Regions from separate parts of the Homo sapiens genome. Here regions 2, 3 and 4 are each linked to region 1. A link is a contact called in ENCODE Hi-C data. All regions are on one chromosome and are shown on one strand. Each heading gives the region's core, a stretch centred on a gene start or an enhancer-like site at or near the end of the contact. The rest is flanking DNA. Distances are from core to core; before and after follow the strand shown. Region 1 holds the start of TPR (translocated promoter region, nuclear basket protein). Region 2 holds the start of RGS16 (regulator of G protein signaling 16). Region 3 holds the start of NPL (N-acetylneuraminate pyruvate lyase). Region 4 has its middle 31 kb from the start of ZNF648.

What was found. Hi-C counts contacts between places; a loop is a spot of excess contacts on that map. Pooled maps may share reads with other maps.
Region 2: a map of gastrocnemius medialis shows a loop between it and region 1 (6-fold over the local background). The contact joins the promoter of RGS16 here to the promoter of TPR in region 1. A Hi-C loop is called at or near these places in 2 of 168 maps with a recorded cell type or tissue (gastrocnemius medialis and naive thymus-derived CD4-positive, alpha-beta T cell) and 13 of 50 pooled maps.
Region 3: a loop to region 1 is called in a pooled map, with 10 times the contacts of the local background. The contact joins the promoter of NPL here to the promoter of TPR in region 1. A Hi-C loop is called at or near these places in 5 of 50 pooled maps.
Region 4: a map of CD8-positive, alpha-beta T cell shows a loop between it and region 1 (8-fold over the local background). The contact joins the enhancer-like site here to the promoter of TPR in region 1. A Hi-C loop is called at or near these places in 3 of 168 maps with a recorded cell type or tissue (CD8-positive, alpha-beta T cell, naive thymus-derived CD4-positive, alpha-beta T cell and natural killer cell) and 7 of 50 pooled maps.

What each region holds. Positions count from the first base shown.
Region 1 is chr1:186,373,124-186,378,956 of GRCh38, reverse strand. It overlaps TPR (translocated promoter region, nuclear basket protein), which reads left to right and starts at 3,704. Exons shown (of 51, transcript NM_003292.3): 1 at 3,704-4,079; 2 at 5,494-5,598. The coding sequence starts at 3,929. ODR4 (odr-4 GPCR localization factor homolog) reads right to left here and starts at 3,119. Exons shown (of 14, transcript NM_017847.6): 1 at 2,983-3,119. RefSeq lists enhancers at 3,090-3,279, 3,450-3,499, 3,660-3,959 and a silencer at 4,520-4,569.
Region 2 is chr1:182,602,729-182,607,990 of GRCh38, reverse strand. RGS16 (regulator of G protein signaling 16) reads left to right here and starts at 3,602. Exons shown (of 5, transcript NM_002928.4): 1 at 3,602-3,775; 2 at 4,652-4,762. The coding sequence starts at 3,732. RefSeq lists enhancers at 3,288-3,367, 3,838-3,887, 3,978-4,037.
Region 3 is chr1:182,788,481-182,794,220 of GRCh38, reverse strand. It overlaps NPL (N-acetylneuraminate pyruvate lyase), which reads right to left and starts at 4,448. Exons shown (of 13, transcript NM_030769.3): 1 at 4,416-4,448; 2 at 1,935-1,989. RefSeq lists an enhancer at 4,295-4,795.
Region 4 is chr1:182,028,314-182,033,443 of GRCh38, reverse strand. No RefSeq gene overlaps it. Among named protein-coding and RNA genes, the nearest start is that of ZNF648, 31 kb to the left of the region's middle. RefSeq lists a silencer at 3,327-3,716. Within about 2 kb of position 3,708, at least 30 of the 41 ENCODE cell types and tissues checked have a DNase peak (open chromatin) inside an H3K27ac peak, as active enhancers do; they include CD8-positive, alpha-beta T cell, where a contact is called at or near this core.

The sequences.
Region 1 (5,833 bases), core at 2,455-4,954:
CACAAAGATGAGCAACACAATCTCTGTCCTTGAGCAATACATACTACAGTAAGAGTTATTTAAGTAGATAAATAGCAATACAATAACAACATATAGCTTCTACTTTGTACAACGCATTATTGTAAGTACTTTCCATGTAACATTAATAATTCATAAAACCCCAGGAAGTGGGTACCATTATTATAATCCTCATTTTATAGATGAAGAAACTGAAATGAGAAAAGTTGATTAAATAACTTGCCAAAGTGACAAAGCTGGGTAAGTGGCAAAGGAGGGACTTAAATTCAGACACTCTGGCTCTAGAATCCATGTTTTTCAACACCACGCTCATAATGAGGAATCGTAACCAGTCCTTCAATTAAATCATTACTACGGGTAGCTCTTACTCTGTTTTCCCTCTGGTCTGTGGATGGAAGTCAGTATATTCATTCCCTCTATTGGCTTATGCTCCTTTGATTTGCATTTCTATAGCTTAAAACCAAAGATATTGAATAAAAGAGCTAGGCAATATAATGAATGATTAAATCAAGGAGTTCATAATCAGTGAGGATGAAAATGTAAAAGAGATGATATCCAAAAGAGCTATAAAACAAACAGAGACTGCAGGAACACAGTTACAGTATTTTGAACACTGCAATTTAGGAATCATCATCATTTGGATTCTGTTAAAAATGTGAATCTTATTCAGTACCACAAAGTTAAGGCTACCAGAGATATGCTGGGGTGGTATATCTGATACCAGTAAACTGTCAGTCACAAAACGGTTTTGCATTTTAAAACTAAAGCCCAGAGAATGGATTCAAGTCTGAAATGTCCTACTGGAGGCTGTTTCCTTATTGTTTCAATGAGCTTGTTCAGTTTTGTCTCAAAATACATTAATTTCTTCCTGGCTCTTTTTTTTTTTTGTTTTTTGAGATGGAGTCTTGCTCTGTTGCCCAGGCTGGAGTGCAGTGGCGCGATCTCGGCTCAATGCAAGCTCCACCTCCCAGGTTCACGCCATTCTCCTGCCTCAGCCTCCCAAGTAGCTGGGACTACAGGCACCCGCCACCACACTCGGCTAATTTTTTGTATTTTTAGTAGAGACGGGGTTTCACCGTGTTAGCCAGGATAGTCTCGATCTCCTGACCGTGTGATCTGCCTGCCTTGGCCTCCCAAAGTGCTGGGATTACAGGTGTGAGTCACCATGCCTGGCCTTCCTAGCTCTTTTTTGACAACAATAGACGTGAATCAGATTTGCATATCATTTTTTAGAGACTAAGTCTAGGAATGCTTGTCTAAATATCACTGTTGCCTCTGTGAAGTTAAGGGCTTTTACCTTTTAGTAATGCCTTAAGGTATGCAATTCTATGTATCTACTTTCCTCTATATCATATTATACTCCTTTTCCTTCTGGTCTAATAATTCTTAATTCTTGCAACAAATACAAGTAATTCTAAAGTTATATTTAACCTTTTAACCTTATTTCTTCTAGGGTGTCACCTAGTAGCCATATTAATGTGTAAGAAACTGAATGTAATAGGGAGATGAAAATCTATTCAATTATGAAATCTGATTGAATGTCAGATAAATTTTTCTTTAGTGCTCTTTCAAAATTTTTAAATGTAGTCAACCATACTTTATAAAAGGCAGTACTAAAAATGTATATAGTCAGCTTTCCACATCTGTGGTTTCCACTTCCATGTATTCAACCAACCACAGATTGAAAAATTATTTTTTTAAAGCATGATTACATCTGTATCATTAAAGATGTTTTTTCTTGTCACTATTCCCTAAACAATATAATATAACAACTATAGCATTTACATTGTATTAGGTATTATAAGTAACTTAGAGATGATTTAAGATATGCAAATGCTACACCATTTAATATAAGGAACTGGAGCATCCATGGATTTCATATCCATGGGGTGGGCAGGTGAGAGGGTCCTGGAACCAATGCCCCACGGATACCAAGGGACAACTGTATTTTGCCTTATAGGGTCATAATTTTCCAGAAATGTTGTATATCAGCCAAAGCCTTTGTGGTCCAAGCACTGTGACTGACACAACTCAACCTTTCTGGGCTCTGGTTTCCTAATCTATAAAATAAAGCATTTGAATCCTAGCAGATCTGAAAACCTATCTAATTTTAGGATTCTGTGAATCTAAGTACAGAAAAATCTACATTTCCCAAATGACAGATCAACAGTATGATAATACTGTGGGCTTAGGACATAGCATAATACTTCATATACCAGCAACTTTAATTACAATGCTTATCTAAAAAATATTTTTGGGGAAAAATCAACCTTAAGCTCCGCTGTTGATTTATTTTTCCTTAGTTATTACAAAATATCATAAAATGCTTCCATTTATATTTCTTAGACGGCTTCACAACATGATTCAAAAGTAAGAACTAGAGAAAAAGAATAAATTTCATATAAGAACTAAATCACCAATTCACAGAAGGCCCACGACTGTGGGAACTGCAGAGAGACGACACTGGGAATGCATTATTTACAATGAATAATTTAACAAATTCTTTCATAAGAGTAAACACGAAACAATCTACGGATTGAGCTTTAAAACTACAGAATTATGATCTGGAACCATACAAGTTCTGTTACTGTAGAAATTAACAATGTGTTTAAAAACTTCAGTTACAACAGTTTTCAATTTTAAAAACAATATAATGTTAGGTAACCGTTTCTGCAACGAAAAATTTAAAACATAGGCTACACTCAAAGTGCTACCGGTTTCTTTTAATTCTCCTCCTGAAGAATTAACCCGGGTCCTTAAATTCCCGGGTACTGAATCACTCAGTGCCACCTCCCCACCACCAAAAACCATTTAGGTACGCCGTTTCACACAAGGTAAGTTCGTCAGAAGTGTGTGCCGGAGTGACTGTCCATATGGTTCCAACACTGTCCCTTCCTTTTTCTCTTGAAAAGAGAGCACACACACACACACACACACACACACACTACACTTAGGCTGACTTACCTGTTTTCAGAATGTGCACTCGTGGCAGACAATTACCTCGGACGGTCTCTCCGCCGGAGATGGGGGTTTCGGGCCCAAGTACCAGCCTCTAGGGGCCAGATTCCCTCCGGTCTCAATTCACTGCCACTGAATTCATCAGAAAGCGACCTACTTCCCACACCTCACTTCCCACTCCAAAGCCAGGGACTTGGGAGTCAGGTGGCGCAGATTGATGACGTAAAAGCCCCCCCTCCCTTCCCCGCAGAGCCTCAGCCAAAGCGACTGCGGTCGCCACCCCGCCCCCTTCTGGGCGCCATAGAGAGCGTGGCGGTATCCCGGAGCCTGCCGTCCGGCCCTACCGGGACCGATGCCCTCTAGTGGCTCAGTGTCCAGAAGCCGCCAACGAGGACGATCCATGGCATCCCGGGGCTTTGACGGTAAGGTCACCAGCTCTTCAGGGAGGGCCAAGGGGTGACGAGTACGTATGTGGCGCCACCGTGCGGACAGCGGTTACGGGGCCGAGATAGGAGAGCCAGGGGAGCGGGGAGAAAAACGGAAGCTGAGAGGGCGGTGCAGCATTGGGCTCCCGGAAAAGAATGAGAAAAACACTACATTTCCCAGAGCCCTACAAGGCCTGAAGTGGGTGGAGCTGGAAGCCGGAAAATTGGGTGCGCAAGAGGATCAGGGATAGCCTCTGAGCTCGGGTTCCCAGGGTTCGTAGCTTCCAACGGCTGCGCGCGCACTTCGGTCGCGGGCGGTGAGGTGCTGTTGCTGAAACGCTGCCGCTGAGGGTGGACTCGATTTCCCAGGGTCCCGCCGCGGGAGTCTCCGGCGGGCGGGCGCGCGCGAGCCACCGAGCGAGGTGATAGAGGCGGCGGCCCAGGCGTCTGGGTCCTGCTGGTCTTCGCCTTTCTTCTCCGCTTCTACCCCGTCGGCCGCTGCCACTGGGGTCCCTGGCCCCACCGACATGGCGGCGGTGTTGCAGCAAGTCCTGGAGCGCACGGAGCTGAACAAGCTGCCCAAGTCTGTCCAGAACAAACTTGAAAAGTTCCTTGCTGATCAGCAATCCGAGATCGATGGCCTGAAGGGGCGGCATGAGAAATTTAAGGTGGAGAGCGGTAAGTGAGATGCTCTTTCCGTCCTTGGTTTTGGGCTCGACTCCCGCCCTTTGGGTCTGGTCTTCCCCCATCAAGTTGGCACTGGGTACCGCTCTGTTAACCTCACTTCCTGGGCTCTGTGGATATCCTGAGCCTTCGCTTTCCTGCTCCTTACAGTTTGATAAGAAGCCTTTGAAAAAAAAATCTGAATCTAAGTTCAGTAGCATTTTCTTTGTAGTTAGGGTAGGCTCATACAGGGACGCTTATTTTCCTTCGTCCGGCAGACGGGAAACAGACTTGATAGAGTCTGCGAACCCATCTCTCTAAGCCTAGAGTACCTTATATGTTTTGTTGCACTTCAACTGATAGTGGCTCCGCCCTATTTTCTAGGCACCTGCATTCTAGGCCTTTGCCAAATTGACCACTCTGTGCACTTGTTCTTAGTGTGTGCGTCGTCCCGTGGCTCCAGAACGAATCAGATGTTTACAAAAATGAATATTAGGTGCATAAGAGCGCTGGAAACACAGTGAATGTGCAGTACATAAATTTAATATATCTTGATTTCTCTTAAAAAGTTGGAGTTTGATAGAAAACATTAAAATTTTCTTGTAATTACCTAAAGTAGGCCTTTAAGTAAGAAAGTTACTGACAATAATGGCTTGAACATCCTTGAAAAAAATATGAAGAATATAGTCATTACCATTAGTAAAATACAAACTTCCCGTTAATGTGTTTTGGTTTACCATTTGTTTGGGGAGGTTCATACTGTTCTTGCTAAGTTGACTGGAAATTCTGAACAAGTTTTTACTTCAAAAAAAGTGTAACTGTCAAGCAGAATTGACCTTGAAAATTAGTTCTCTGATCCCAGAGCTGAGTATAGTACATTGCATTCTATTTATTAATTTGCACCATAAATATTGAATGTCTTACATGTTCCTGATACTATGCTGAACATGATATTCAATCCCTTCCCTTGGAAAGTTTACACATTTACTTTTACATATATTTAGTAGTTTTATGCTTTCAGGTAATATCTTGACTACTATAAAAGAAGTCTTTTAAAACAAAGGAGTTTTTTTTTGTCTAAACAATTTTTTCTCGTGTAATAAATACTTTATTTATTAAGCAGTTTACTGATGTCTGGAGAAAATACTAAGATAAATGAGGTTACCTGCCTTGAAGACATTGATTTGTAAAGCCCCTTTTAGGCCTTATTTTTATTTTTTATTTTTTGTCATGTAAGTCGTTTGGAAATGCTTTAAGTCCTTTTCAGTGCTCAGTCTATTTATCTTTACTCAGATTCTCTTATGTGGAGCACAATTCTAATACTGTATCTTAAGTTTTAAAATCAAGGTTATTAGAAATAAATAACAGTATTCACAATGTATGTACATGTGTTTGATTTTGTTTTTTGTTTTTTGCTTGTCTGCTGTAGAACAACAGTATTTTGAAATAGAAAAGAGGTTGTCCCACAGTCAGGAGAGACTTGTGAATGAAACCCGAGAGTGTCAAAGCTTGCGGCTTGAGCTAGAGAAACTCAGTAAGTATTTAATTCATCTTTGTAAGTATTCTCGGAGTATCGAAATCTTCAGAGACTCCTTTATATACTTTGGAAACATTTGCTTACTAAACATGAAAATATTGATTAAGCATCATTGGTTTTTATTATGGTGATATTTTGATTTTTCACTTAGTGGTAAAGATTTTGTGAGAACACAGAATTTAATGGTCAGGAGGTCTGGATTCTTATTCTGATTTTGCTATTAAAATTGCTT
Region 2 (5,262 bases), core at 2,353-4,852, 3.8 Mb after region 1:
GAATTTTATGCTCAAGGGTTTGTGGGTATAAGGCAGCATGATGCCCAGGATAATGTGCCAATTGCTGAGTTTGGCTGGAATTTAGGGTGTATAAAGGATATGAGACCAAGTGGTTAGAGCCTTAGATGCCTTACAGAGGAGTCTAGACGTCATCCTCCAAGTCTAGGTTTGGGAGAAGTGGGGAGGGAGGGAAAAGAAGAAACCAGAGAGGACTAATATAGCAGCAAAGCAAGCTGCATGCAATACCCTAAACAGTAATCATTAATCATAGTAAAAGTCATTTCCTACAACCAGGCTGAATTTGGTCAACTTCTCCTACCCAGGAGGAGAGGGTGCCCAAAGTTTTTGTCATGAACCAGTGGGGAAATGTCCCCAGTGATTGCCTATTTCACTTCTGCTGGAGATGATCACTGCCTCCTCATTCAGCTGCTTCAGGATACGCTCTTAAATCTAAAAGTGGCATCCAATTGTGTCCCACAACCCTAAGTGCTTCTGCAGCATTTAATAAATTCCTTAGTCTTTCTGCACCTTTGCTGTACCTGCAAATGATAAGAGCTTTTCCTGTTTCTTTCACTTTCATGCCTCCTCCTACTTCTTCTGCTTTTCACTGGCTACCATGGCTCCATCACTTCTTTTTCAATACTGTCAACCGTCTCTAATCAGCCTCTTCCCTTGACATCTGTTTCTGTGACAAACAATAGTTTCCTTTCACTTTCCCTGCTCCCCACCATGCAGTTCTATTTCCTTAGCTAGATTATAAGGTCCTTGAATTCAGGGAAGAGCCTTAAAAGCTATTGTTTTCCCACCAACTTGGGAATATAGTAAATTCATAAGAAATATGTATTTGTAGATTGATGATTGAATTTGGAGGACCTAAACCACTGTGAGGATCATCTGAGCTAAATCAGAAAAATGGAGGAAGAGTTCTCATTTCTGCTTACCATTATCAGTAGACAAAGATCCCCATCTAGACTTCTGCCTCCATGGAAAGGGTAGTGCTGGGGGCTGGGAGCTGAAGGAGATGAAAGGCAATATGGCTGGGATGCTGTGGGACATTTAATCTTGACTACGGCTTTGCCCAGACTGCTGACCCCAGATGACCCAGGGTGCAGAGCCGTGCCCCCATGCTGCCATCCATTAAAGAGATCACATCTGCTCTGGGAGTGCTGGGCAAAAATGAGGTCAGGTTTTGTCCAAGCCAGTGCAATTCATAAGTGAGCTCAACTTGCTGGATTTACAGCAACTGTCGAGTCATCCTGCATTACCGAAACTGCAGATATGAACCGACCTGCTGGGAAGATAATTTGGGATAAATTGTGAACTTCAAAAAGTTTCTGCCTGGAAACTGAAGAGGTAACCATGGCAACAAAGAGGCAGGTTGAACTTGGAGAGGGCCGTTCATCTAGAGTAGGGAGCTTTGTGCTCTCAGATTTGCTGGTCTGTGCACTGTGCATCAATGCCTTTGTTTTTTTTGCAATGGCGCGATCTCGGCTTACTGCAACCTCTACCTCCTGGGTTCAAGAGATTCTCCTGCCTCAGCCTCCCAAGTAGCTGGGATTACAGGCACCCACCACCATGCCTGGGTATGTTTTTGTATTTTTAGTAGCGACTGGGTTTCGCCATGTTGGCCAGGCTGGTCTCGAACTCCTGACCTCAGGTGATCTGCCCGCCTCAGCCTCCCAAAGTTCTGGGATTACAGGCGTGAGCCACTGCTCCTGGCACCGTTTATTTTGCTTTCTTTATCAGAGCAGGAGAAAGTACTAGCTCAGGAATTGGGAGATAGGATCCAATTTCCAGCTATTTCCTGTTCCAGTACACTTAACTAAGAGTGCCTCAGGTGTACTTAACTAAGAGTGCCTCAGTATACACTGCCTATACTGTATTCCAAGAGGCACAAAAGACTCACTAATTTTCCTTATTGCTAGCAATCCCAGTATCCCTATTAAGTAAAACTGAAAGCTATTATAACATTTATTGACTGCTGACTACATGTTGAGCACTGTCATATAAGCACCTTATATGTTGTCACGGATGCTGTGCGGTGCCACCCAGATCCCGTCTTGGGGACTGTGATCATCATTTCCCAGGGTGTTAGTCTCTCTCCAGGAATTGCTCTTGACAAAGGGCACTGCCTTAAGATTAGGCTGTCTTCTTGGGCAGCTGTATGCAATGAATGGTCTTTATGGGGTTACCAGGGCCTTGTCCTCTTGCTTCAGTGGACAGTTCCAAAGGGCCAGCTGAGCTTCCGGGCATTCCTTGGAACCAGCTGGGGTCTCTGTTGAAATGGCATGGCCTTCAACTCCTCCCTCTGCCCAGACCTGCTTTCTTTACTCCCTCTTAATTCTGATAACTCTCCCCAGTAAACCTCCTGCATGCAAGTGTCTACCCGAGTCTAGTTCCTAGGAACTCAAACTAAGAATTAATTTATTTAGTTCTCACAACCACCTTATGAAATAAGTTGTTCTCTTCGTAGAGACAAGGAAATGGAGGCATAGAAAGGTTAAGCAGTTTGCCTCGTCTCCCATCAGTAGCCAGTTAACAGTGAACGTGGCCTTCCTGCAGCTGGGTCTTCAGCAGGTCACCTGGCAGAGCCATGACTTGAAACCTGAAAATCTAACTCTAGACCCTGTACTTTTAACCTCACATACAGCCTCTTAATAGCAATCCCAATGCCTTTATGGGAAGATGAGGTGAGAGGAAGGGCATTTATTACCTTTATGTCAGAGATGGAGACAATAAGGTATTAACTGCTTAAACCCAGGATCGTCCACAGGTATAGCCGTGACCGGGTACTAACCTTTGTGTGTGTGTGTGGTGTGTGTGTGTGTGTGTGTGTGTGTGTGTGCAATGGAAAAAGAATGGCAAATTCACATTTGAATTTTGGAGCCAACACTTACTAGCTGCACATCTTTGAGCAAGTTATTTAATAACTAAGACTTTGAGCAAGTCTTACTTATGTGCCTAGCACATAGTAGGTGTTCAATAAACTACTCATCCCTATTCCACTTTTCTGTCATCTCCAACTGTGATCTTGGACAAGTTTATTTAGCTTTCTGATTCTCGATTTCTTCATCTATAAAATGGAGATGATGATGAAGAGCTTACTTAGCCCCGTGTCCATCATGGTAAGAGCCTCGTAAAGGGTACTTATCAGTATAATCAGATGCTGTTTTGCCCAGGTTTGCACCCTGTGCGCCTGTCCTCAGGACCCAGCAGGCTCAGACTTGCCTGCGATCAAAGAAAGCCCTGTGTGCCTCCCAGACCCACCACCCCCGTGCAAACTCTCTCAACACGACACCGCTGCGTGACTTTCCTGCTGTTACTAGAGGTCGGCAGGTACTTTTCCCTAGGAAACTGGGTGTGCACGTCTCATCCCCGTGCCAATTCTCTTGCCGCTTTTCCTTCCACACGCGGCGTCCTCTGGGCGGAGGGTGCAGCTCCGCGTGCTCCAGCTGCCGCGAAAGTTGCACCCGGCCCAGTCTGGCTGCGGGCCCCGCCTCCGCCTTCTCAGCGCCCAGCCCCACCCTCCGATTGGTCAGCAGTGCCCAGCCCCGCCCCGCTCCTCCGAGGGGATTTAAAGCAGCGGCCGCTCAGTCTGGGCGCTTGCAGGCTGCTAAACCCAACCGCAGTTGACTAGCACCTGCTACCGCGCCTTTGCTTCCTGGCGCACGCGGAGCCTCCTGGAGCCTGCCACCATCCTGCCTACTACGTGCTGCCCTGCGCCCGCAGCCATGTGCCGCACCCTGGCCGCCTTCCCCACCACCTGCCTGGAGAGGTAAGGGGAGGTTGTCCAACTGCTTGGGGGAAGTCCCACCAACTCTTAGGGAGTGGAGCGGCAGGCCTGGGGACCTGGGTGGGCGCGGGGATGGGGCGCTAGAGGCTTGAGTAGAGAGGTAGAAGCGCACTTGATGCCACGTGCTCAGATTCCAGGAGCAGGGAGAAAGCAAGGGGAAGGGAAGCAAGGGCCCGCGGCTTGCTGCCATCCCCATCCTCTGACAAACTGCAGTCGTGCTCAGGTGACCTGCTGAAGACCCGGCTGCGGGAAGGCCACGTTGACATTTCCAGGCAGCACTGAGCCTGCCCATTTCTTAAGCATTTGTTTTTCATTCCTCAGACCAGAGCTAGGGGCATTGCCTCCTCTGCCCCTGGAAGACAGGGAGATTTTTTTTTTTTTGGTGGGGTGTGTGGGGGTGGGGGCTCCCACTGTTGAGGGTGTGTCCATATTCCAGAGAGCTACTCAACAGCTTCCAATCCTTACTGGCTGGGAAGGAAAAAGTAAAGATGAAGGCAGGAATCAGTTTCCCACACAGTTCAGAAATACTTCTGAAAAGAATGCTGAGTTCTTTTCTGAATCAACAGGCACGAAGAGAGATCAGTGTGACTTTAGGGAAAAGCCCATATATGCAGCGTGTGTATTACCCAGAAAGTGTAAGACCTACCACAGCATAGCTCAAACATTGCTTTTGTTGCTTTGGGGTTGATGATGCTGATAAGAGAAGCACTCTTGGCCTGGGGACAGCCAAGAGTTTCCAGGAACTCTTGAGGCTAAAGTTTGGGTGGCACCACCCAGAGCTCTTCTGGGACCCATAAACCTCTCCACACTGGCTGAGCAAATGAGAGAATGCTTTCATGTTCCTGATTTGTTTTTCAGAGCCAAAGAGTTCAAGACACGTCTGGGGATCTTTCTTCACAAATCAGAGCTGGGCTGCGATACTGGGAGTACTGGCAAGTTCGAGTGGGGCAGTAAACACAGCAAAGAGAAGTAAGTGTTGCTGACCAGCTCAGGGCTCCGAGAGGGAAGGGAGTGGGAAGGGAGTCATGAGGAGGGAAATACAGGGAGAAGCCAGGACACGCTAAGTGGACCTTGGCAACACCTCCCTAGAGATTTTAGTGGGACTTGTTGCTGGTCTGTTATGACTACTTGGCTCATGGGTGAGTGGGTAGGTGGCTCCAGGGCTCCAAGTCCATCCACGGATGAGGGCACACAGGGCATGAATGCCTAGTTCCCAGACTCTCCCACCTCGGGATTCATTGCACGTGCATCCAGGGCTAGGACAGAATCCAAGACCACTTGAAGTTTTCTAGTATGCACCTTGCCTAGAAACTCTTTCATATTGGCTATCAACTGTACCAAACTCTGGAGTTATGTGTAGATGTAATCTCTATTTATGAGGACCTTATTTCCTTGGGAAGGTGTACAAAACAAATCTTTGAGAGTCAGGGGAATTGAAATAATTTTTGGACAGAGACGAGACAGGCTTA
Region 3 (5,740 bases), core at 3,199-5,698, 3.6 Mb after region 1:
GGTAAAATTTTAGTGCTTAATTCTATTGAGGAGGAAACTTTAAGACAGGAGAGGGTAGACTTGAGAAAATACTACGTGGACAGTCTCCCATTTTAGCTATACAGATGATGGAAGCAATCTAACACCTCAAAGGATAGAGGTTAACAGCAGCAGACCCAAGAAAGAGCTTGAACCTAACTCAGGTAAGTAAAACATACAGTGAATTATAGTCATGCCTCAGTATACACAGAAGATCAGTTCCAGGACCTTCGTGTATACCAAAATCCATGCCTACTCAAGTCACACAGTCAGCCCCAAGCCTGGCATATGAGAATTCTGCATCCTGCAAATACTGATTTTCTATCCGTATTTGGTTGAAAAAAATCTGTGTAAATGGACCTGCACACTTCAAATCAACGTAATTCAAGGGTCAACTGTACTATTACTTAAACTGAAATATGGTCATAAAAGGGGACATTTTCTCTTTCCATTGTCTTCATTCTTAGAATCTCACCTAAAACAAGCCTGTCTTAAGGTTTCATCATGATTTACATAACTACCTTCAGATTTACCTATCTTTTTATATCCTAATTTTGCCCAGTTTTGTCCAGTTTTCCTAGTTCTAGTTAACCATGTAGACTGCATATTCACCTCCCTCTTCCCCACTACAGCAGGCTCCCAGGACAGGGATGTTTCATTTGCCTTTGCTCTCTGCAGTGAGCCCTCTGCTTGACACCAGGTGTTCAATTCAAGAGCGAAGAATATGTGGGTGACTGAACGAGGTGTTCAGACTGTGACTGGATGATGGCTTCCACAGATGGGTAGCGCACTGCTGGAAGAGTCCAACTCACACCACTCATTTGGGGCCAAAGGATCTCTCACCATCTGGCAGAGAGTGTACCTGCCCATAATCAGTGTAAAAGACTCTGGATGGGCCACAAGAAGCAACAGAGCAGACTGGTTAACAGCCTCAGTTCCATAGGCAGACCACCTGGTTCAACTCACAGCTCTGACATTTGCTAGTTCTAGAAGCATTATTGTTTTTTGAGCTATAAGACATAAAAAGCCACAAATGCAATTTCAGACCACAAATTTAATGTCTAACAATTGAAAATGAAAATAAAATATAATCAGATAGTATTTGATGACAATTCTACAAAAGATAGTGGTCTTGTAGCAAATAAAGTGATGTCTGTAGGTGACCAACAAGAAGGGTTATGCTATAGTTCTGACATTACTGGCACATTCAAAAATGCAATGCCCACTATACTTAAATCTAACCCACATAATGTAGTACTTAGTTATAAGCTATCTTGTTTTGTTTGCTCTTCTAATTGTTCATCTTATCTTCCCAAATAGGAGAATAAACTTCTGAAGTACAGAGACCATATCTTCTATTTTTCTTCCCCAAGAGTCTTGGCTCAGGTAAGCCCTTGAGAAACACTGACTGTTTTCAGTAGAAAGACAACACGATACTTTCCTTGCAAACAGACATGTTCTCAGCAAGAGTTGCTCCTAAAATCAAGACCAAGTCCTGCATGTAGCTTTGCTCTGTATTTCCTAGTTCAAACATGAGACTAAAAGCAGATTGGAAGTTTAGAAAGATGAATCCAATAACCTGGCCCATGGGAAAACACAAGATAATAAATCATAAGATGTGGCTCTAATCACTCTTTGAGCTTCATGTGACCACCCTCAGTACAATAAGCAGGCCACTTAGCCTCTGAGCCTTAAAGGCCCATAACCTAAGCCATCTCCCCACTGGAGGGATGTTTAAGTATCAAAGGAGATTGATGCTATGCCTGCTGTATATCTTCACCTAGCACTCCCACAAACATCTCAACTTAACATGCCCAAAGGGACCTGCCATCTCCTTTGTTCCTTACTGTAGAGGGGTGAGAGGGCCAGCTCTGGAGTCAGACCTCATGGATCTGCATCCTGGCTCCACCACTTACCAGGTAGGTGACCTTGAGCCCATTAAGTAACCTCTTTCTGCTTCAGTTTCCCCTTCTGTAAATGAGGATAATAGTAATTATATTTCATAGGGTTGAGAGAATTAAATGAACTAATTCATGTAAAGTGATTAACAACAATGCTAGGCACATAGTGAGTACGTGTTCAGTGCTCTCCATGAAGTCTTGCCTGATGTGTATAGGACAGTAGAAAATACTATCATGCCCTTACCAGCATCATCTTCCCAGTCATCTCTGCTCTGCTAGTGCCTCCTTTCCAACACTCACTACTCTTGTCTATTTAGGGACTAAGTCATTTCAATTCTGTTATCTTCTTCCCCTGCTATTCCTCCTTTCGCCTTTATAATTTTTCCCTTCGTTACCTCTTATCTAGACAAATAGGCAAAACCCCAGGTCCACAGGGCCCAAGAAGGTTCAAGTGATAAGAGTCCTGAGAGCTTGAGTCAGCATTAAACACCTCCTAAATCCAACACTACTAGGCTGTTCAGGCTAAATAAAACTCCGTAGTCTTGTGCTTTTGCCTGCATTTATTTGATACTAAGGACGGTAACACTGATGTTCTTAGAATCATCAGAAGCTCAAATTGGCAGTTTTATATGTCTTTAATGGAAAGAAATAAAACTAATTACCACAAATGTAGTTTGATTAGTTCAAAAATTCAAAACAAGGGGCCGTTGGGAGTGTAGGATAGGGGTTAGGAATCACTGTCCTAATCCCTCTTCTCTTCTTCAATCCACACCAGCTGTCAGATTAATCTTCCAGTAACACCAGCATTTCTGGTCTTGTCTTTGTCCTGTTTAGAAAATGCCAGTAGGCTAAAGAACCAGCTCCCTGGGGTCTGGGTCTCTATTGAAATCTTCGTGCCTGCACTATACTTGCCCAGCTGAACAAACTGTTTGCTGTTCCTCCTATCTACCTTTCACTGTCTGTCTGCTTGCCTTTGTTCCTGTGGTTCTCTCACTTCAATCTCTTCGGTCTGATCAACTTTTAAAGCTCACTTTATCCATTCCAGCAGGTATAGCTTAAAAACAAAAACAAACAAAAACCAAAAAACCTCTCATTTTAAAAACCAGGGGATTTCCTGATACCCCAGCCGAAAATAATTTCTTAAACCTCAGAATTCCCCCAAACAGTGGCTTTTCATTAAAAACCTTACATCAGAGTTATTAAGCAGGGTGGTTTTGGCTCCTCTCCTAGACTGTCTGCCATCTGGGGGCAATGGCAGCTTGGAAAATTTCTTTGCACAGATAACTACACTACGTAAAAGTTTGCTGCCTTTGCAAACTTTGAAACGCCTACAGGAAGAAATGGGATAAAAACGACTTTGGCCGGGCGCGGTGGCTCAAGCCTGTAATCCCAGCACTTTGGGAGGCCGAGGTGGGCGGATCACCTGAGGTCAGGAGTTCGAGACCAGCCTGGCCAACATGGCCAAACCCCGTCTCTACTAAAAATACAAAATTAGCCGGGCGTGGTGGCGGGAGCCTGTAGTCCCAGCTACTCGGGAGGCTGAGGCAGGAGAATGGCGTGAACCTGGGAGGTGGAGCTTGCAGTGAGCCGAGATAGCGCCACTGCAGTCCGGCCTGGGCGACAAGAGCGAGACTCCGTCTCAAAAACAACAACAACAACAACAACAACAACAACAACAACAACAACAAAAGACTTTAACAGAGAATGATCAGTATTTTTAAGATTCAAGTTTTTAATAAACTTGGGAATGTTATGCTTTGAAGCATAACAGATAATTATCATTATTTTTAAGATTCAAGTTTTAGATAAACTTGGGAATGTTATGCTTTGAAGTTTTCAGAGCTCGTAGCTAAAGCGAATAGCTCAAATGTTCTCCAGCCTAAGGCTTAATGTGAATTTAGATTATTACTGAAACATTGGGAGGGGGTATTACTCTTGAAATCTTATACCTCCATCCACAGATAAGAACACTCAGTGCAAAGAATTAAAGCTGCCTAAGTCAAATTCTTTTTTAAATGGCAAAGTTGTTTTTTTAAGAGACAGAAAGTGAGGGCAGAATGTACCTCTGGGCAGAGAATATCTTGAGGGACAGGTACTCGGAGAAGAGGAGATACAAATAGGGATTTTTAAAAAAGCAGAAAACCACCAATTTCTCCTCAAGTGAAGGGGGGATGTATCAGGTTTAACTTTAAGCTCTCTTCTGCTCAATTGCTAACTCTATTTTGAGGAAAGGACCTTTGGAGACCCGGCAGATATGCTGTCTGCAAACAATCCGGGGGAGTAAGTTCTTCTGCCCCCGTCTGTCCCTACACTTTTCGCATTCACACCTTCCCCAGATCCGTTTCCCAGCGTATCTGCCTTCCCTCTTTCCTCCGGGTCCGTCAACGTCTCACCCACCCGCGAGTCAGGCCCCAGCGCCCCTCCGCCCGAACGCCCAGGTCGTCGGGCCGTCTGCGTCCGTCTGTCCTAGCCCGTGCCGTCGCGGGCCGCGCTCACCCAGGCCTCCGCTCTTGTCCGTGCAGCCGCTCCGCCCGGCAGCCGCCGCCGCGCTTTATATCCGCGGCCGCCCGGCTCGGGCCCACGTGCCGCCACGCCAGGGAGCCTGGGGGTTGTAGTTCTGCGCCGCCGCCCGCGAGGCGCGCCCGGAACCGCTGGCCCGGAAACCCCGAAACGTTTTGCACACTGGAGTCTGCTCTTCCCCGGGTGTCACCTGAACAACATGGGCTGAAGTGACTCCGGCGCAGCGCCCCGGCTCCCCGAGGATCGGAAGCATCCGAACTGGCGGCCGGGTGCCCGAGAGCACGCGGCTCACCCGCGCCACGCCGAGTGCAAACCTCCCCCTGCCTCGTCTGCACGCCAGTCCTTCCCGCGTGCGGGCACCTCCTGGGCTCCGCTGCGTCTTAATTTTCCTTCTCTTGCGCAGGGCTCTGCAATCCCCACTATCTCGTGGTTCTGCGTTGTGAGGTTTGGGCTGCTGTTTCCGAGGCGTACGGAGAATCCCAACTGCCCATCGGCGTTCAGGTCTCTTCGGGTTGACGCCGCTGCACCAGCCCTGCAGACTCTCGTGTTAAAGAGAGATGAGCGAATTTTAAAGTGAATTATCTACTCATACGGGAGCTTTCCTGGCTTCTTTTGGAGAACATTTGAAAGAGTTTTGAAAGGGAAAATTATTTTTAACCCAACCGCCTCTACTTTCAGGAGTATCAGGAGTCTTATTCTAGGATCATGTACTGTGTGAATAAATCAGGAACAGAGCCAGAGACAAGTCCTCAGTTTTCTCTTGCTGATGTGATTCCACCTCAATTTTCCATAAAAGGCGATGGCTGATGCTTATTATTACATTTAGAGAAACTAAATTGTTCAAAGGGCTTTCTAGTTTGCAAAGTGCTTTTAAATGTATTCTAATAGTTCTTTCGTTGCACAGAGCACCAGAGATAATAGCTAATAAGTACTGTGTTCAGTGCTTACTCAGCCTGCACCGTTCTAGCTGTTTTAACATTTAATTCATAAAATAATCCCATTGGTGGGTCCTGTTTTATAAATGTATATATTACAGATGAGCAAGGATCATTCCATTTTACAGATCAGAAACAGGTTTAAAGAGTTGAAGTAATTTGCCAAAAGCCATAGAGCTGGTTAAGCTGTGGTTTGATTTCAAGTAGTCCAGAAGCTTGTGCTTTTAACACTATGTTATCCTACAGGAAAAAAAAATACAAAAAGAAAAGAAAAAGAAAAACCCTTAGTTACATGAAGCAAGTTCTCCTAAGGCTGCAGCATGGTTTTTGTTTTGGTTTGGTTTTTGTAATATTAACAAGAATATT
Region 4 (5,130 bases), core at 2,459-4,958, 4.3 Mb after region 1:
GATCTGTTATCAAAGAGGTTTTTGTTTAATAAACCTGGTGGGTCAGTCTCATGGAGCAAGGGAAAACAATTCCCATGTGCTCAGAAGAGCATTTTGTAATTTCCTAATTAGGGATAAGAAAGACAATTCCCAAGTTTCCTTCAGAAAAGACTGGGGCAATAAACATAATTAACTCTAAGAGGTTTAATAATAAATCACCAAATCTCATGAGCATAATAAATACAACTAGGGAAGTATTTTAATATAGTCTCAATATAATAATCACAAATTCAACTTCAGAACAGTGTGAATTACAAATATAATGTGGATATTTTCTTGGCATAGATCTCAGGCCATGCTATTTTTAAGGTCATTTGTTATTGGAAGCAGAAGGGGCATGATAATATGTAACCTTAGTCCTGCTGACAGAATTTCAGCAAGAGTAACAATGTCCTCCTGCAAACTCTTGATGATACCTTGCTAGAGAAAAAATATGAAGCTGAATAAAGCACAGAATATGAATATGGCCCATGAGAAAACTTCTTTAAGACCACCTGTAGAATTCTGCAATCACATACGCAGGTTTTCTTGTTAGCAACATGCTGGTCTCTCTAATTCCCAATAGCATCTTGCTGTGATATTGTGAGCCTTTAGCATTTTGAATCTCTTGTCCTCACATGTTCAGAACAGTGCCCGGGATATGCCTTTGATAGGTGTCAACTGATGAATAAGGTGAGACAAACAGTTTGATATGAATCCATATTTATTGGATCTCATAAACCCAAAGCAAGCTTACTGACAAGTACAGCAGATGGGGTCAGGGTGGGGGCAGGAGGGTTGCTTTGTTGCCCAGGCTGGAGTGCAGTGGTGTGATCACAGCTCACTGCAGCCTCAAACTCCTGGGCTCAAGCAATCCTCCCTAGTAAGTCTATCGAGTTGCTGGGATTACAGGCATCAGCCACCATGCCCAACCAATCAGGTGATTCCTCTCCTCTGCTTCTGTGTTGGGCCTATAAAAGTCCATTGCTCACACTGTGCAGCACTCTGAACTTTTGGTTCTCAGTGATGCATGATTCCTGAGTCATTCTTTGCTCAAATAAACTGGTAAATTTAATTTGTCTAAAGTTTTTCTTTTAACACATGTAAAGTATTATTACAGAAAAAAGTGTAACTATTAAAACAGTGTTTTCAAGGACCAAAAGCACAGAAGTCAATTAGTTTAGGCAACAACAATAAAATACTTTAGACAACTTTTTTTTTTTTTTTTTTTTTGAGACGGAGTTTCATTCTGTCACCTAGGCTGGAGTGCAGTGGCGCGATCTCGGCTCACTGCAACCTCCGCCTCCTGGGTTCAAGCGATTCTCCTGCCTCAGCCTCTTGAGTAGCTGGGACTACAGGCGCACGCCACCACGCCCAGCTAATTTTTGTATTTTTAGTAGAGACGGGGTTTCACCATGTTGGCCAGGATGGTCTCGATCTCCTGACCTCGTGATCCACCTGCCTCGGCCTCCCAAAGTGCTGGGATTACAAGCGTGAGCCATAGCACCCTGCCGACAACTTTTAAGAATAACCACACTGATGAGAATGTCCAGATATTTACTATAACAAATAACTTTTAAATAATGCTTACACTAGAGATTAAGAAAGAAATGGAGACTAAATAGGAGAGGGAAATGTTAGTCCTTTACACTTTAAATACTAAGAATATCAAACTAATATCATCTTTTCCTCACAAAGTAGCATTTATTAACTTTAGTACATGTTTTCTCAATATTTTTCCAAAAGAAATAATGGTTTCAATGACCGATCCTCAACTATCCCCCACCCCTTTCCATCAACCTCCTTGAGTTCATCATATCAAGATCTTCTTGTTTCCCAACAAGTCTTCATCAAGATTTACTCTCCAAGCTTTAGTTCCATCCACTCACCTACCCAACCTTAAAACATCTATTTATACATTTGTCCGTCCCTTTTCTCCCACGTATATGTCCATCCTTGTAGCTATTCCCTCGCCCACCTGTCTGTCCATCATCAATCCGTCCATGCTACATTTACAGAATATTGAGATAAAGGCATTGCCCTAACAACTTGATACAGGAATAAGTAAAGAGAGAATTATATCACGGTATAAAAAATGCCACCAAGGAGAAGCATCCCAGAACTCGATGGTAGTACAGTGGAAAGACCTGTACTTGGAGGAAAGATAATGGAACTTTCTAGGAGAGTTGATACATTGGCTGAATTTCGAAGGTAAAATAAGCATTAGGAAGGTAAAGGAGTATTATGTACAAAGACAAAGAGATATATGAAAGCAATATGAGTCTGGAGAAACTGTAATTTGACCTGACTAGAAGGTAAGTTGAATAATGAGAGATGACTGAAGAAGCAGACAAAGTGGAGATGGCAGATAGCCTTTCCTTCAGTTATGGTTTCAAACCCTATGAAGAAAGCTGTTGAGTTTCTATCCACCTGCATATTTTTTATTATTATTTTAGTTAGGTGTGCTTTTTTCAAAGATAAACACTCTATTCCTTTTGCTTCTTCCAGTTTTCAACTGAAGATGTGGAGACCTCTCCTCACAGATGTGTTTTGAAAATTTAAAAGCATTTTAAACAGCAACCTAAGTAAATTAATTATTCAAGACAAGACACAGACCTCTTTAATTGCTTCAAAGAAAGTAAAATACCGGGTAACTTGTCAGGTATTTGTCCAAATCTTCTTTTCCCACAACTTCTGCTCCAAAGATTATGCATTTAGTAATAATACAAAAATCTATTAACAATATTTAGATTAATACTAAAATTTAGTAATAATTTAGAAATCTCTAGTTTGAACTATTCATGAGGAAATTACAAACTACTACACATCTCTAACTGGTAGCATTCACATGCCAGCTGTGGTCTATTATTTGGTGACATGCGGGGACTGCTTCTAAGTTGTTTGAGGGGCTTCTATTTTCTGAATATATCAAGGACAAGATGATGTGACCTGCAGCCCATTGGGGGTCAAGGGGAAAGGTGGTAGAGGTGAGGGATAAGAGAAGTAAAATGTAAGTGCAAAGGCTTTATTCTCTCTGCTTATGGATCTTTCCTCATATCCCCGAACGGAGTCCACCAATTCTGCTTCCCAGTAAACAGCCTATGGGGCACCTGCCTGTAAATACCTGGAGCATCATCAGGTTGGGGGGCGGGGAATTAACAAACACCCTAAAGCCTTTGAGGTAGAAGCAACGCAGGCCCTCTTATAATGTGGGCCAACCGCCCGGCCCCAGGCTCCGCGGATCCCGCCCGGAGTGGTCTCCTGGATCCTCTCTCCTCGGGCGGGCGTCCGGTTCCCGCGCGCTCCAAAGGGCTGCCCGCAGGCCGAGACCACAAGGGGGCGGCGCCTGACCCACTCAGCGGGCAGAAAGCGCTGCCTGCTCCGCTCTCCAGGCGCCGCCCCGGCTCCCGGATGTAGGGTGCTCTCCGCCCGCCCCGCCCCCCGGGGGGTGTGGTGCCCTCCGTCCGCCTCGCCCCCCTCACCCGCAGGCCACCCGGCTTCCCACCGGATGGCGGCGGCCGGGTCCTGGAGGCCCGCAAGGCGGGCGCCGCTCAGCGATCTTCGCTGATGGGCCGCGGCGGTAAAACCTGCCCCGCCCACTCGCGGTAAGCAAAGGTACGGCCCCCCAGGCCCCGCCCCCTGTCCTGACAGATAAGCCTCCTGGCCAACCAGGCTTCTCATCTTCCTCTTAAGTTTTGCTCCGTATCCCCGCCCCAGCTTTGAGCCCCACCCCCAGCGGACAAGCTCCGCCTCCAGCCCGCCTCAGAGGAAAGTGAGCTACAGGATAGGAAGCTGCGGGTCTGCGCAGCCTGAGTGCACAGAGTACCTGTAATGCCTGTGGTGCCGGCCGGGAGGGTTGGGCCCAGAAGAAGGCAGACTAGCCCCTGCCCTGCCCAACTTCAGTCCAGCCAAAGAGAAGTAAACGAGGGAGTGGGTGTTAGGTAAGGAAAGTACCCTGACCGGACGGGTTAGGTGAGAAGGTTTCTTGGAGGAACTGAGACCGGAAGATGGAAGGAATTCGCTAGGCCAGAGGCGGGAGGGTGCCCAGGGGAGGGGACAGAGTTCCAGTAAGAGAAAATAGCAGGCCTCGGTGAGAGGATCACCATAGGTTCCAGAAACTAAAACAATTTTTGACCAATATGGCTGGAGCATAGAGTAGTCCAGCAAGAAATAAAGCTGGACAGAGAATGGAAGTCAGATTCTAGAAGACTCTAGAGGTTCACACCTCTAGAGGCTTTTAAAGTGGGAACGTGGCATAATCAGATCTACATTTCATAAAGGTCACTCTGCAGAGTGCATTGGGAGAAGATCAGACTAGGGACAGGAAAATCAGAAGACTGGCATTGATGTGGACTAGGATGGGGGCAGTGAGGATGAAGAGAGAGGGGTGGATTTGAAAGATGTTTTGCACATAGAATTAACAAATTTTGGATGAGGTGGCAGGGTAGGTGAGAATTCAAGAGAATGAAGAGTAAAGATGATTTATTTCTGCATCAGCAAGGTCAATGGTGACCATACAAGTTATCGCTCGCTCCCCTCCATATTTTTAGCACTTTCAGAGCTGTTACCTTACTGCCTTGAGTGTTTCTCTTTTGCGTAGAGAATTTATTGCTGTTCCAGATTAGAGCTTCCTTGAAGAAATGGACATCTTCAGGTTTTCCTTTGCTTAGATTGTACCGCAAATTACCCATTTGATCATTTGCTGAATGATCCAATGAATCAATGGCCCCAAGGGTTTGATCCTCAAAACTAAAAAAAAAAGCTGTCAGAAAGGCCAGTCCTCAAGAGGTACATTTATAGTCATGTGCCCCATAATGACATTTTGATCATCGATGGACTACATATATGACATTAGTCCCATAAGATTATAATGGAGCTGAAAAATTCTTATCACCTAGCGACAAAGCCATTGTAACACTGTACCGCAATGTATTACTCACATGTTTGTTGTGATGCTGGTGTAAACAAACCTACCATGCTGCCAGTCATATAAAAAGGTAGCACACATGATTATGTGCAATACATAATACTTCAAAATGATAATAAACGACTGTTACTGGTTCATATATTTACTGTATTATACTTTTTATCATTATTTTAGAGTGCATTCCT